Regions from separate parts of the Homo sapiens genome. Here region 1 is linked to region 2. Evidence: chromatin contacts called from ENCODE Hi-C or POLR2A ChIA-PET data. All regions are on one chromosome and are shown on one strand. The core of a region is the stretch at or near the end of the contact, and the rest is flanking DNA. Distances in the headings are between cores, read along the strand shown.

What was found. Hi-C counts contacts between places; a loop is a spot of excess contacts on that map. ChIA-PET counts read pairs that join two places held with the same protein, here RNA polymerase II (POLR2A). Pooled maps may share reads with other maps.
Region 1: a loop to region 2 is called in a map of CD8-positive, alpha-beta T cell, with 13 times the contacts of the local background. The contact joins two enhancer-like sites. A Hi-C loop is called at or near these places in 4 of 168 maps with a recorded cell type or tissue (CD8-positive, alpha-beta T cell, gastrocnemius medialis, stomach and 1 more) and 2 of 50 pooled maps. POLR2A ChIA-PET finds 5 or more read pairs at or near these places in 12 of 52 experiments (BJ, H1, HEK293 and 9 more).

The regions. Positions count from the first base shown.
Region 1 is chr2:70,042,843-70,049,602 of GRCh38, forward strand. All of the region lies in intron 6 of PCBP1-AS1 (PCBP1 antisense RNA 1), which reads right to left. It also overlaps a transcript of ASPRV1 not described here. Among named protein-coding and RNA genes, the nearest start is that of PCBP1-AS1, 41 kb to the right of the region's middle. Within about 2 kb of position 1,534, at least 6 of the 41 ENCODE cell types and tissues checked have a DNase peak (open chromatin) inside an H3K27ac peak, as active enhancers do.
Region 2 is chr2:70,006,056-70,013,464 of GRCh38, forward strand. All of the region lies in intron 7 of PCBP1-AS1 (PCBP1 antisense RNA 1), which reads right to left. It also overlaps a transcript of ASPRV1 not described here. Among named protein-coding and RNA genes, the nearest start is that of ASPRV1, 48 kb to the left of the region's middle. RefSeq lists an enhancer at 4,497-4,566. Within about 2 kb of position 4,361, at least 7 of the 41 ENCODE cell types and tissues checked have a DNase peak (open chromatin) inside an H3K27ac peak, as active enhancers do.

The sequences.
Region 1 (6,760 bases), core at 284-2,783, 34 kb after region 2:
AATGTGTCCAAAAAAATTAGCTAGAACCCAAGAGGCCTCAGTGAAGCTAAAAGTCTGGATCAAAAATAAAGTGCTCCAGACTTAGAATAGGAATATGGACAGTGAAATTGAACCTCAGGGTGGAGGCATCTATAAACCCAATTGTAAGGAGTTCAGAAAGGCACTGAGATTTGAGTTGCCTCTGTAAAATATGCCCTTGGGGGAGAAAACGCTGTGAGAATTCTAATCATAAAGGCAGTTAGAGAACACTGGTGAATGAAAGATGATGCCAAGTCAACTAGGAAGGGTCTCTCTTTGGAAGAACTCAGGCCAAAAAAGCTGTATGCCTTCTTTGGGAGGCCGAGGCGGGTGTATCACCTGAGGTCAGGAGTTCAAGACCAGCCTGGCCAACATGGTGAAACCCCATCTCCACTAAAAATACAAAAATTAGCTGGGCGTGGTGGTGCGCGCCTGTAATCCCAGCTACTTGGGACGCTAAGGCAGGAAAATCACTTGAACCCAGGAGGTGGAAGTTGCAGTGAGCCAAGATTGCTCTACTGCACTCCAGCCTGGGTGGCAGAGTAAGACAGAGTCTCGCATTTAAAAAAAAAAAAGTTGTATGTCTTAATCACAGGGACTATCTTTGCAGCTTCTGGATCAGCTCTTTTGGCTCCACAAAATTAGTGGACAAGGGGGAACTGCACCTTTGCATGGATACCCCAAGTGCTTTGTCATCGCTTTTTGCATGGCTTATTTTGCTTTCTGGTAAATTTCTTAGCATAGCTCATTGGGAAATTGAGACCAGAAGTTGTCCGTGACCACCAGCCACAAAGGAAATGCCCTGCCCTTGTTGCCACTGGTGGCCTCTTTTGCGCCACCATTTTGCATCATTTCTTGGAAGCTGTGCCTCCCCCTTCTAAGATCTGTGACAGTCTTTGTCTCAGTACATCACAGTAAACCACAGACCCAAAGGTCCAGCACTCCTGGTTACATTATAGCTGTCAGCTGCTCTCCAGACAACATTGTGCCTCCATCCGAACATGCTGGTGGGCTATCTACTCAGCACAACCTCTTTTGGGGTCATGGGCCTCCATAACCAGCACTGTCAGCTGCTTGTCTTTTCTCAGACAAAACTGTGAAGGAAACCAAGTATTTCTTTAGAGACCCAGCATCTCTCTTCAAGGCCTTTATCTCAAACTCATTGGTGTCTCCTTCTTGTCCCTGCAACTAGGGGCACAGTGCCTTCTCCTCCCTATCCCTTCCTCAGTCTGGTTCTCAGAAATCAATCTTATAAACTCATTCATACTTCCAGTTAACATGACCAAAATGTTTCACAATCAAAACTCTTCCTGGAGTCTCTTCATTTTTAATAGGGTCTCAAAGATTTAAATCAAGAAAAAGAAATTTCAATTGTGGGATCCCAAGCAATAGCAAACAGCTAGGGCAAGTTTTTGAGGGGCAGGACACATTCTTGGTCCCCTGAAATTATACCACTTGACAGACCAGCTCTTTTTATTCCATCACCTGACACCTTCAAGCCATCTCTTCTGCTAGCCCAGGGGCCAGGATCCCTGGATGTGTGCCAGCACCCACTGCTATCTGGTCTCCCTTGGAGAAGAAAAAAGGAGACACCTAATGTTTTGTTTTGTTTTTCTGAGACAGAGTTCCACTCTTGTTGCCCAGGCTAGAGTGCAATGACACGATCTCGGCTCACGGCAACCACCGCCTCGCGGATTCAGGCGATTCTCCTGCCACAGCCTCCCAAGTGGCTGGGATCACAGGCATGAGCCACCACGCCCAGCTAATTTTGTATTTTTAGTAGAGACGGGGTTTCTCCATGTTGGTCAGGCTGGTCTCAAACTCCCAACCTCAGGTGATCCGCCCACCTCGGCCTCCCAAAGTGCTGGGATTCCGGGCGTGAGCCACCACGCCTGGCTGAGACACCTCTTATTTACTCAGTAATCATTCACTGCAGTAGTCACACAACAGGTGCCACCAGCTCCAGTACATGCAGTGAGGATACACCACACCCTCACCTCTGGCCCCATCACACCTGACTTTGTGAGCCACATCAACAGATTTTATGTAGATGATAGGACAGAGCCACTTAAGCAGTAAACCAATTACCAGTGGTGTTTTGACACGTGTGGCCTATGCTGTGATGAAGAACAAAGGCTTTTTGAAATCCTCACCTACAGCCAATTGGTATCTTTCCCACATATGTTGCTGCAGCATCTCTATATATAGAATCTAGTATTCTATAAACAGAATGTTCTGGCTAAACACGTCCCAACAAGCAAAATCGCAAGGTGGGTAAAAATGGCATCTCATCACCCTTCTTTCTCCTACCCTCCTTTCCTAAATCTCACCAGGGACAGAAAAGCTCTGTGAAAACAGCATGGGCTCTGGCGTTGTACAGACTTGAGGAGAAATAAATCCTAGCTCAGCCTTTTTATTAGCTGTGTGACCTTGGGCAAGTTACATAACTTCTTTGACTTTCAGCTTGCCCATGTGCAAAAAATGGGAATACTTTATTGGTTTGTATTACAATTAAATAATGTATGAAAGCATCTAATACATGCCTGGCTCTCAAGGGACACAAGTTTCTGTTATCCATCTAAATTATCATGTACCTGGTATCCTCAAGCTATCAAAGCCAAAGTGTGTGCCCCACACAAATATTCCTTTCCTTTCCTAAACCCTACTGAAGCTGCCATCCCCTCTAAGAGCTGATCTAATCACACTGTTAAAAGGAATGCAATTCTGATGAAACGAATTCAAGTAAAACATAAACAACATTGCTGGGTTTCCATATTAACTCTGGGGGCGGGCGGTTTCTGCATTTAAAAAAGCCTGGTTGGGAGGCCGAGGTGGGTGGATCACTTGAGGTCAGGAGTTCGAGACTAGCCTGGCCAACATGGTGAAACCCTGTCTCTACTAAAAACACAAAAATTAGCCAGGCATGGTGGCACGCACCTATAATTCCAGCTACTTGGGAGGCTGAGGTGAGAGAATCGCTTAAACCCAGAGGCAGAGGTTGCAGTGAGCCGAGATCACACCACTGCACTCCAATCTGGGCAATAGAGCGAGACTCTAAAAAAGCCTGGAAATTCAAATGAGAGGCAGGACGTGTAATGGTGAAGCTCTCCTAAAGGACAGGAGACCAGTGTTCACCTTTTCCCCTGCAAGCACAGCCTCTTTCACTCTCTCTGCAGAAGATGAGAAACCAATCAGAGCTACAGAACATCAGCTCAGATTGCTGAATGTCACACCTCAAATCAACAACAGGTCCAGAATAGAACTTGGAGCCTTGGCTACCCCTCCTGCTCTAGTCAGCACATGTCACTTCCTTACCCAGGAAGATGTGGTGTTTTGTTTTTTGTTTTTTCCCTAGGAGGTTTCCAACACTATTTTAAACTCTTTGGACTCAAGCAACAGGATCTGACTATGGTCACAGCCTTGAAACAGTGTGCAGGAGGCCTGGACCTTACTTCTAGCATCACGCCTTTCTTTAAATGGTCTCAACAAGGCCCAGATTAACACAGGTGGTAGAATGGACCTATGTCTTGACTTGTCTCTTAGTGATCCAGGAAGGAGGATCACAGAGAAATTTCTAGGCTTCCCACATACAGGATCACAGAAGCAGATTATTAAGGCTAAAATCAGCCTAAGTATAATCACCTGACACATGTGCTATGCTGACTATAAATCACAATTCAGGATGGGAGTTCTTATTATTAGGTACTCTTTGGCGGTATGCATGTTCTCCTTTGCTTTCCTGGCAAGACCCTAGGAAGCCAAGGGCACTAGCTCAGGCTGGGGTCTGAGAAGCCAAACACCCCTGGGGGAGGGAGGGTGGTCGAAAAGGCTGGCTGGCAGCTTCAGCAGGTGGTATAAAGGGGAACTGAAGGTGAAGTCTAGGGTGAGGGAAGTACTGGTCCAGGCAGGATTACTCAACAGCATGTGCTCAGGGAACTGGCAAAACAAGAACAACAACAACAACAAATATTTTAAGTTACTTTATATTTATGAAAGTGGTAACCAAGGTAAAAATCAGAATTTTGCTGCATTTTCTTTATATTTTGCTAGGTTTCTTTATACTTGTTTTGCATTTACGCTGTTTTTAAAATACATACGGAGGGATGAAAGTATGAGGGACATAATAATTTTTCTATTGCTTAAGACTATTAAACAAATTCTTAATCTGGCCCCTGACTTCAGGAAGAAGCAAGGAAAACCAAGAGTTTGAACTTTCCAGGTCAATATTCATTTCTTCATTCAATAAATATTTCTTGAGGTGTTAGTAAGCATCAGGCCTTTGCTCAGTCCTGGGATACAGCAGCAAACAAAAGAGATGTGGTTCCTGGAGTTCAGTTTAGTGAGAGTGGGTAAGAACAAGAACAGGATCTAAAGCCAAAGGTCTATATTGGAAAACAGGCAAGATTCCACAGCCAGCAATTAAATGCCAACAGAAAAGCCCAGGGGCATGCAAGAAGCTATTCAGGAAGATGAGCTGGTTCAGAAAATGCTCTCATCCCCTCACTCACTTTGACAGGGGAGACAGCCACTGTGGTGGGTTGAATTCATCAATGTAAGTGCCCTCACAGCCAATGCCACCATGAAACTGCCCGTTCTCTGTTCACAGCCATGTAACTATATAAGCTATGTGCAAGATCTTGAAAGCTCCAAAGAAAAACACAAAATTGTCTACTGACAGAAATTCTAGAAGGTACAGCACGCCAAAAGTGGGAAGTATAAAACCAACTACCAGAGGCAGCTGGGGGATCCTCCCCCGACATAGTCACTACACTTCTCTGACACTGCATGAAAAGTAAAAATAGCAAAGGGAAAATAAAGGGGAGAGGGGAAGAGGGATTGGAGAAGAGATCAGGTGAGATGGTCAGGCTACAGTCAGAAGCCTCCCGAGAGGAGTTTCTGATTTACAGTATGAAGCAGGCAAAACATTAAGAAAGGCTATGGCCTGGTGTGTTAGAAAAACAAGTCATAGGCCAGGCGTGGTGACTCATGCCTGTAATCCCAGCACTTTGGGAGGCTAAGGCAGGTGGATCACAAGGTCAAGAGATCGAGACCATCCTGGCCAACATGGTGAAATGCCGTCTCTACTAAAAGCACAAAAATTAGCTGGGCGTGGTGGCGTGTGCCTGTAATCCCAGCTACTCAGGAGGCTGAGGCAGGAGAATTGCTTAAATCCGGGAGGCAGAGGTTGCAGTGAGCCGAGATCGCGCCACTGCACTCCAGCCTGGTGACAGAGCGAGACTCCATCTCAAAAAAAAAAAAAAAAAAAAAAAAGAGGCAAGGCATGGTGGCTCACCCCTGTAATCCCAGCATTTTGGGAGGCCGAGGCGGGCAGATCACGAGGTCAGGAGATCGAGACCATCCTGGCTAACACAGTGAAACCCCATCTCTACTAAAAATACAAAAAATTAGCCGGGCGTGGTGGCAGGTGCCTGTAGTCCCAGCTACTTGGGAGGCTGAGGCAGGAGAATGGCGTGAACCCAGGAAGCAAAGGTTGCAGTGAGCCGAGATCGCACCACTGCACTCCAACCTGGGGGACAGTGCAAAACTCTGTCTTAAAAGAAAAAAAAAAAAGAAAAAAGAAAAACAAGTTATTCCAGCAGCTCAGCTCCAGCACTGCCAGGAGGTGATGGCCATGGTAAAGGTGGAGACCCAACAACAGCAACAGCAGGAGGTATGGAATCTATGCACAGCCAGCACAGTAGGGGCCTACAGAGATCTCAAAGTATTTGACTTCTCTGGGCCTCAGTTTCCTTTATCTGAAAATGAAGATGGTAAGAGTGTACACTAATTACCTAGGACTGCCATAACAAATTACCACAAACTATATGGCTTAAAACAACAGAAATTTATTCTCTTGCAGTTTAGGAAGCTACAAGTTTGAAATCCAGGTGTCAGTAGGGCCATGCTCCCTCTGAAGGCTCTAGGGAAGAATCCTTCCTTGTCTCTTCTAGTTTCTGGTGGTTATCAGCAATCCTTGGAGGGCCAGAGCCATTCCTTAGTTTGCAGCAGCATAACTGCAATCTCTGCCTCCATCTTCATGTGGCCATCTTCCCTCTGTGTCCCTCTCTTCTTATGACAACACCAGTCACTAGACAGACTTTCCAGTACAACTTCATCTCAACTTGATCATATGTGCAAAGACCTTATTTCCAAGTAAGATCACTTTCTTTTTTTTTTTTATTTTATTATTATTATACTTTAAGTTTTAGGGTACATGTGCACAATGTGCAGGTTAGTTACATATGTATACATGTGCCATGCTGGTGTGCTACACCCATTAACTCGTCATTTAGCATTAGGTATATCTCCTAATGCTATCCCTCCCCCCTCCCCCCTCCCTCAAGTAAGATCACTTTCATAGGTTCTGGGACAACATGAATTTTGGGGGATACTATTCAATTCGGTACAGAGCACCAACCTTATAAGAAGTTTATACATGTAAGGTATTATACTTAGGACTATGACTGGCACACAATATCTGCTGTGTAAAGGTTGGCTACTCTTCTTCAACATCTCTGGCAGGTAGCTGCTGCCAAAAGGATATGTGGGTGTGTTCTCTTATGTAAAAATCACTCTCCCTCCATTTTGAGTCAGAGGCAAGAAACTGAATCAAACTAGAGTTCTGAAATAAGCTGACTAGCACAGAGCTAGAGCACATGTTTATTACCATTCAGTACCCCTTATCAATATCCCACCAATATTCTCAGTCTGGAGTGAAAAAATACCTGCTACAAGCATTTGT
Region 2 (7,409 bases), core at 3,111-5,610:
TCCTGGCCTCTTTCTACCCACTAGATGCCAGTAGAATATGTGCACATGCACATGCCCATGCCCATGTGCGCACACACACATACACCCCAAGTTGTGACGACTAAAAATATCTCCAGACATTGCCAGGTGTCCTGTGCTGGGGCTGGGGGGTAAAACTGTCCCTGTTTGAGAACCACTGATACAGTCCTATAAAAGCCACAGCCACAGAGAAGCCAGGACACACAATCTTACCTCCCACCTCCGCAAAGGTCTGGGAGGACCAAGGCCTGGAGGTCCCACAGTGGGGCCCCCTACGGTTAGGTGTAGGAGCTGCAAATGAGGAGGCAAAGGAGGCCAATTCTGTTTCCTTAGGTGGGTGTAAATCTTCCCTCTTGCAGATGGAAAGAAAATGGGATCTAGGTGGCTTCTAGCTGGGAGGTACCTTCAAACTTAGGAGACCAAGAGGGTACAGGGGCAGCCTTCTCCAGCACCCAGTGGCCTTGGCCTCGGTTAGAGGGCATAAGAGGACACCAAGACTCATGGGAGCCCAGTCCAGCCCAGAGGGAAGAGGGCCAGATAGGATTCAGAGCTGAAGCCCTGGCCAAAGCAGAGAGAACACCCTTACTTCATAGAGCCTCAGGGTACAAGAACATCAGCAGCCCCTCTGTTCTCAGGAAGCAAGTGGGATCTGTACTTGGTCATAAAAAGAAGCCCATTACCCTTTACATAAAATAACATCCTGATCATTTAGCGCTATTAATGTGTAAAATGCACATACCCTTGACCTAGCAGGTACATTGCTATGAGTGTATTTTATGGCTATACCAGCACAAGTGCTCGGGGTCTACAGAGGGGCTGTGGCATACTAATCCAGAGTGCAGCCTTGGGTTGGGGCCTGGCTGCCTGGGTTCAAGTCCCAGATCTACCACCTACCAGGTATGTGATCTTGGGAAAGTTATTGACCTCTTTGCAACAGAGTTCCTTCATTGTGACATACAGGCAGTAAAAGGACCTATCTCTTGGGCTGCTACAAAGATTATGTAACTTACCATATTCCAACAACATAGTCTGTGGTCAATAAATGCTAGCTAAAAATCTGGGAATTTAAATGCCAATCATTGGTTAAATACATGTGACATATCCATTCTGTGAAATACTGGGTAGCCATTGAAAGAAATGAAGTAGAACGCTATCTACTTAAGCCGGGCGCAGGTTGCTCACGCCTGTAATCCCAGCACCTTGGGAGGCTGAGGCGGGTGGATCACCTGAGGTCAGGAGTCCTAGACCAGCCTAACCAACATGGAGAAACTCCGTTTCTACTTTAAAAAAATACAAAATGAGCCGGGCGTGTTGGCGCATGCCTGTAATTCCAGCTACTTGGGAGGCTGAGGCAGAATTGCTTGAACCCTGGAGGCGCAGGTTGTGGTAAGCCAAGATCGCACCATTGCACTCCGGCATGGGCAACAAGAACGAAACCCTGCCTCAAAAAAAAAAAGAACTATATCTACTTAAATAAGTAGAGCGTATTTAATAATAAGTAATAAATATGAATATATATATAATAGAAAAATTGTGCTAAATTTTATAATATAGATGATACACATGCAGAAAAGTATATATCATTTGAGCTTATTTGCATATAAAAAGAGCTATGTATAAATAGCTATGTGACTTTAACTGCACAGAAAGTTTCTAGATCCCTCAAGAAGCTCATTATATCTAGGGAGTGGGACTGGAGGACCAGGGAACTTTTGCTTTCTCCTTTGATATTGTTTTGAGTCTCCTACTATGAGTATGTATTTTTATTTATTTATTTAGCGACAAAGAGTCTCACTTTGTCACCCAGGATGGAGTGCAGTGGTGTGATCTCAGCTCACTGCAACCTCTGCCTCCTGGGTTCATGCAATTCTCGTGCCTCAGTCTCCCGAGTAGCTGGGACTACAGGTACGCTCCATCACGCCTGGCTAATTTTTGCATTTTTAGTAGCGACAGGGTTTCACTATGTTGGCCAGGCTGGTCTTGAACTCCTGACCTCAAGTGATCTGCCCACCTCAGCCTCCCAAAGTACTGGGATTATAGGCATGAGCCACCGTGCCCGGTCTATTTTTTTTTTAATAATAATATTCATCTTTTGAATGAGATAAATCTATCTCATTCATTCATTTCCGCTGCTGTGGAAAATTTTTCAAGATTTCTTATTAATTTTTTTAAGTGGCAGAATATGAGTAATATAATACAAGCCATAGGAACGAATCTCCATTCACAAATCCAGGTGTGCAAGAAATCAAATTTTAGTCTATAACTCAACTCATTGATTATGGTAAGCTTCAATCCTGACAATAGAAAACTTAATTTCAGGTATGTCTGAATTCTCCAGAATATTCAGAAGTGCCAGGCATGAGGCTGCCGATGAAGTCAGCAGAGGCCAGGTCTGGCAGCAGAGGCAGCCAGGAACCTTGGATCAGGTTGCCTGTGTCTTCACGGCCTAGTCCAACCTTGTCCAACCCACAGCCTGTGGGCCGCATGCAGCCCAGGACAGCTTTGAATGTGGCCCAATGCAAATTTGTAAACTTTCTTAAAACATTATGAAATGTTTTTGTGTGTTTTTTTTTTTTTAAGTTCATCAACTATTGTGTTAGTGTATTTTAGGTGTGGCCCAGACAATGCTTCTTCTTCCAATGTGGCCCAGGGAAGCCAAAAGACTGGACACCCCTGGCTAGCCCTACCATATGACTGCCTCCTTCTGGGATTGTAGTCCTGCCCCCAGCCAGCCTGGGGAGGACAGGGCTAAAAGGGTTGGGGTCCTTTCCACTCCCAAGGAAATCCTTCTTCCATCGTTTCCAGTCAAGGCATTCAGTCTGTGCAAGAGAATCCTCATCCTTTGATGAGCCACTCAGCAAATCCTGGAGTTGCCCTAAATGCTTAAGCTTTCAGCACACAAAAGCCAGAGATGCCTGAAGATAAATTCAGTTTTCTAACCTGAAAAGCTGCTCTGGAGGTAATGAGCTCCATAAATGTGAGGGCAGAAAAAGAGAAAATTCAGGAGAGAAAAAAATTAATTTCTCAGATACTATCCCTGCCACTCACATGTGTAAATGCAAAGCAAAAAGTGTAAACATTTCCACCAAATAATTAACAGTGCCTACCTGTATGGTAGGCTTTAGGATGGGGGAAGGGGTGCAAGAAGAGCATTTATATACTTGTCTATATATTTCCAAACTGTTTGGATTTTTAAATGATGAAGCTGTATTCAGCACTGCTTATATAATTTATTGTCTTATTTATTTATTTATTTATTTATTTATTTATTTTAGAGATGGAGTCTTGCTCTGTTGCCCAGGCTGGAGTGCAGTGGCACGATCTTGGCTCACTGCAACCTCCGCCTCCTGGGTTCAAGCGATTCTCCTGCCTCAGCCTCCCGAGTAGCTGGGATTACAGGCATGCACCACCATGCCCAGCTAATTTTTGTATTTTTTAGTGGAGGCAGGGTTTACCATGTTGGCCAGGCTGGTCTCAAACTCCTGGCTTCAGGTGATCCACCCGCCTCGGCCTCCCAAAGTGCTGGGATTACAGGCGTGAGCCACCACACCTGGCCATAACTTACTATCTTAAATAAATAAATACCCACACATCCTTTGCCTCCAGGGGGACAATGCAGGCCACATCTGTCTAGTTGGCTGGTGGGCAGACCTTTGGGAAGCCTATTTTCATGAGGGGTAGAAAGGTTCTGAAGGAAATAACTCTTTCTAAGGGAAGAAGGAAAACAGGCACAACAAGCTGACCCAGAGACAGTTGCGTTCAACAGCAAGAACTGATTCTGGGCTGGACTGGTATTTGTAATTTAGATGTATCTGTAGGGCGAAGCCCCACGGCTCTATAAGGCAATGCAGGGACCAGCAGCCCCACAGCACTGCTGCTATAGGAGTGTCCGTGACTCCCAGCAGGTATGGGGTGCCTGATGGGTGTGGCCGTGTCCAGCAAAACTGATAGCTACATGGGGTGTGGTAGGGGCAAAGGGAAGTCACAGAGCTGGAGGAGGGGAAAAGACGAAAAGGTAATGGTAATTGTCTAACCTTGTCCACTAGCACAGGAGAGTCACACACCCTGGGGATGCCCAAAATGCTCATGGGATGAGGGTATGTGAACTAGACAGGGGTCTAGTTCCCACACTGTCAAGTAGGGGCACGGGAGATACACAAGTGGAAAAGCTCTAAGGACGTGATAAGGGCACAAGAGTCCAGGTGTGTGTACAGGTGGGAAGCACAAGAGAGGGAGCCACAAAGTCTACAGGGGAGGGGCCAGGAAGGTCTCCTGAACAGCTGACGTGGGGTGATTCACAGTTGGATAGATAGGCAGTAGGGATTTGCGTGGCAAGGGTGGAGGGCACAAGGAACTGCATGTGCAAAGGCCTGGAGCTGAGAGAGTGAGCAAGCAGCGTTGGGGGGAACTGAAAGCAGTTCAAGCTGATGACAATGAATACAGGGGAGTGGCAGACAACGAGGCCACAAAGGTTGTGTTTCATGATAAGGAATTTGGACTTGATCCTGCAGGCAGTGGTGAAGCTCACAAGAGAAGTATTTAACAGGGAAATTAAATGATCAAACTTTCCAGTAACGTTTTTCACCACAACACTCCCATCTCTTTTAGTTAACTCCCACCCAGGCTGCAGTCTGAACATGAGAGCTGCTTCCTCCAGGAAGTGCTCCCTGAACACCCTCAGACTCAGCCCTCAGTCAAAACTTCTAGGGGTTCCCAAGCACCTCTGCCATCTTTCCCCACTGCACTGGGTCCTAATGACCTGTGCCCTGTCCTTTTCTCTCCTCCTTCATATGCTGTGAGTGCTGGAGGTCAGGACAGTATCTGTTATGTCCTATGTTGTATTCCCACAGCCTGCACAGAGCCTGGTATGGTAAGTACTCGATATGTATTTACTTAATGAAAAACACATTATCCTTAGCAAACTAATGCAGGAACAGAAAACCAACTACCACATGTTCTCACTTACAAGTGGGAGCTAAATGATGAGAACTCATGAACACAGAGGGGAGCAATACACACTGGGACCTCCTTGAGGGTGGAGGGTGGGGGGTGTGGGAAAAGGGAAAGGAGCAAAAAAAATAACTCTTGGGTACTAGGCTTAGTACCTGAGTGATGAAATAATCTGTACAACAAACCCCTGTGACACGAGTTTAACTATATAACAAACTTGCACATGTACCCCTGAACCTAAATTAAAAGTTAAAAAAAAAAAGTGTGAGAAGATAACTCTTGTGGTTTCCAACCAGAACTGTAGAGTACAGGTTGAAAACAGGGGGCAGGGGGCCAGGGAGAAGACCCTTGCAATCGTTTAGGTGAGAAGGGATGAGCGCCTGAGCTGAGGCAGTGGTGGTGGGGCTGGAGAGCAGGGAGAGATTGGGAAAATGTTTAGGAGGCAGAACTGATAGGCCAGGTGAGCAGATGAGGGAAGGGAGGGAGCCAGATAAGGGGAGGAGGACTCCTGGGATTCTGGCTTAAGCATTTGAGCAGATGATGGATTAACCAAGACTGTCTATTCTGGAAGAGGAAGCAATGTGTAGGGGAAGACGAAGAAACCAGTTTAGACATGCTGACTTTGACTTGCCTGTAAAGCATATAGGTGGAAAGGTCTCAGGTGGAACCACAAAACTGGAGCCCGGGACAGACATCTGGATTGAAGATAGAGATTTGGGAGCTGTCAGCCTGCAGGTGATGGTTAAAGACCAGGGAGGAAATAAGATCATCCAGGGAAAGGAGGAGGAGACGAAACAAGAAGAATGCCAACCTGTAAAGAGTGAGGGGAAGAGGAGCCACGGAGAGAAAGGGAGGCATGAGAGAGGGAGGAAAAGCAGGAGCTGAAAGCAGCATCACCGCTAAGGGAGAAGCAGCTTCGGGGGCTAGCAAACAGGGTCCAACAGTGTGAAGAAACAGAGCCTGCCCAGGCCTCCCTTTACAACTGAGGAAAATGAGGCCGAGGGAGGCTGATGGAGGGTGCTGGAGGCATGTGCTATTAGTACCCATGGTCGTATAGGCCATGGCTCTCAAATTATGATCCCTGGACTCCTGGGTCCCCAAGACCCTTCCCGGGGGATCCAAGAGATCAACATCATTTTTTTTTTTTTTTGAGATGAGTCTCGCTCTGTGGCCCAGGGTGGAGTGCAGTAGTGCAATCTCGGCTCACTGCAAGCTCCGCCTCCCGGGTTCATGCCATGCTCCTGCCTCAGCCTCCCGAGTAGCTGGGACTACAGGCACCCGCCACCACGCCCGGCTAATTTTTTGTATTTTTAGTAGAGACAGGGTTTTACCGTGTTCGCCAGAATGGTCTCAATCTCCCAACCTCATGATCCGCCCACCTCGGCCTCCCAAAGTGCTGGGATTACAGGCGTGAGCCACCGCGCCCGGCCAAGGTCAACATCATTTTTATAATAATACCAAGAGTTTTTCTGCAGCATTCACTTTGCGGACATTTGCACTGATGATGCAAAAGCAACAGTATTTGGTGCCTTCTAGAGCCTTAAGTCAATGAAGAGGCACCAAACTGCACCAGGAGTCACAGTCTTCACCCCCATGTACTTGCAGTTCAACAGAAAGGCAAACTTAATGTAAAAATGTCCATGATAGAGTAATAATTATTAATTTTATTAAAACTTATCCCTTGAATACATGTCTTATTAATACTCTGTACACAAAGCACTTCTGCTGAATACCTAAGTACTGGAAGCACTTACCTGATTGTTTGAATTACAAGCTGACTACTTGCTTTTTCATAGAACATCATTTTTATTAGGAAAAAAATGACTAACAAACTATGATTATTCAGACTTGGGTATTTGGCAAACATTTTCTCAAAAATGAATTAAGTGAACCTGTCACCTCATAGAAAACAACTGACAGTATTTGTTGCCAACTGTAAAATTTGAGCTGTCAAGTGAAGATTTAAAATTTTGGAAAATGTGTATCCATGCTGGTAGATACCTAAAGACTTCTTAACACCTCAAGACTTTTCTGATGAAATCAGTGGTAACACTGACAAATATGTTTTTGATATTATAGACTGAAATGTGCCTACATTTAGAAGATGTGAATAATTCACTGAACCATCATTTTCAAAATGACGAATGCATGATGTTACAAAATCAGGCATGAATAAAAGACCCATTCAAAGTGCAAGATAGAGCAATGAAGTTTAATATAGAAAAGTATGAGTTCACTGATATGGATTCAACTAATTTTTTACACACATTACAACTAATTTTTCAGAAACTGCCATTTGTCTAATTTTGATGACATAACAAAGAAGAGTATCCACCATGATCTAAAAAGGTTATTAAAATACTATTTTTTCCAACTCCAAATCTGTATGTAGCTGGATTTCCTTCATCTACTTCAATCAAAACAACATACACAACAGACTG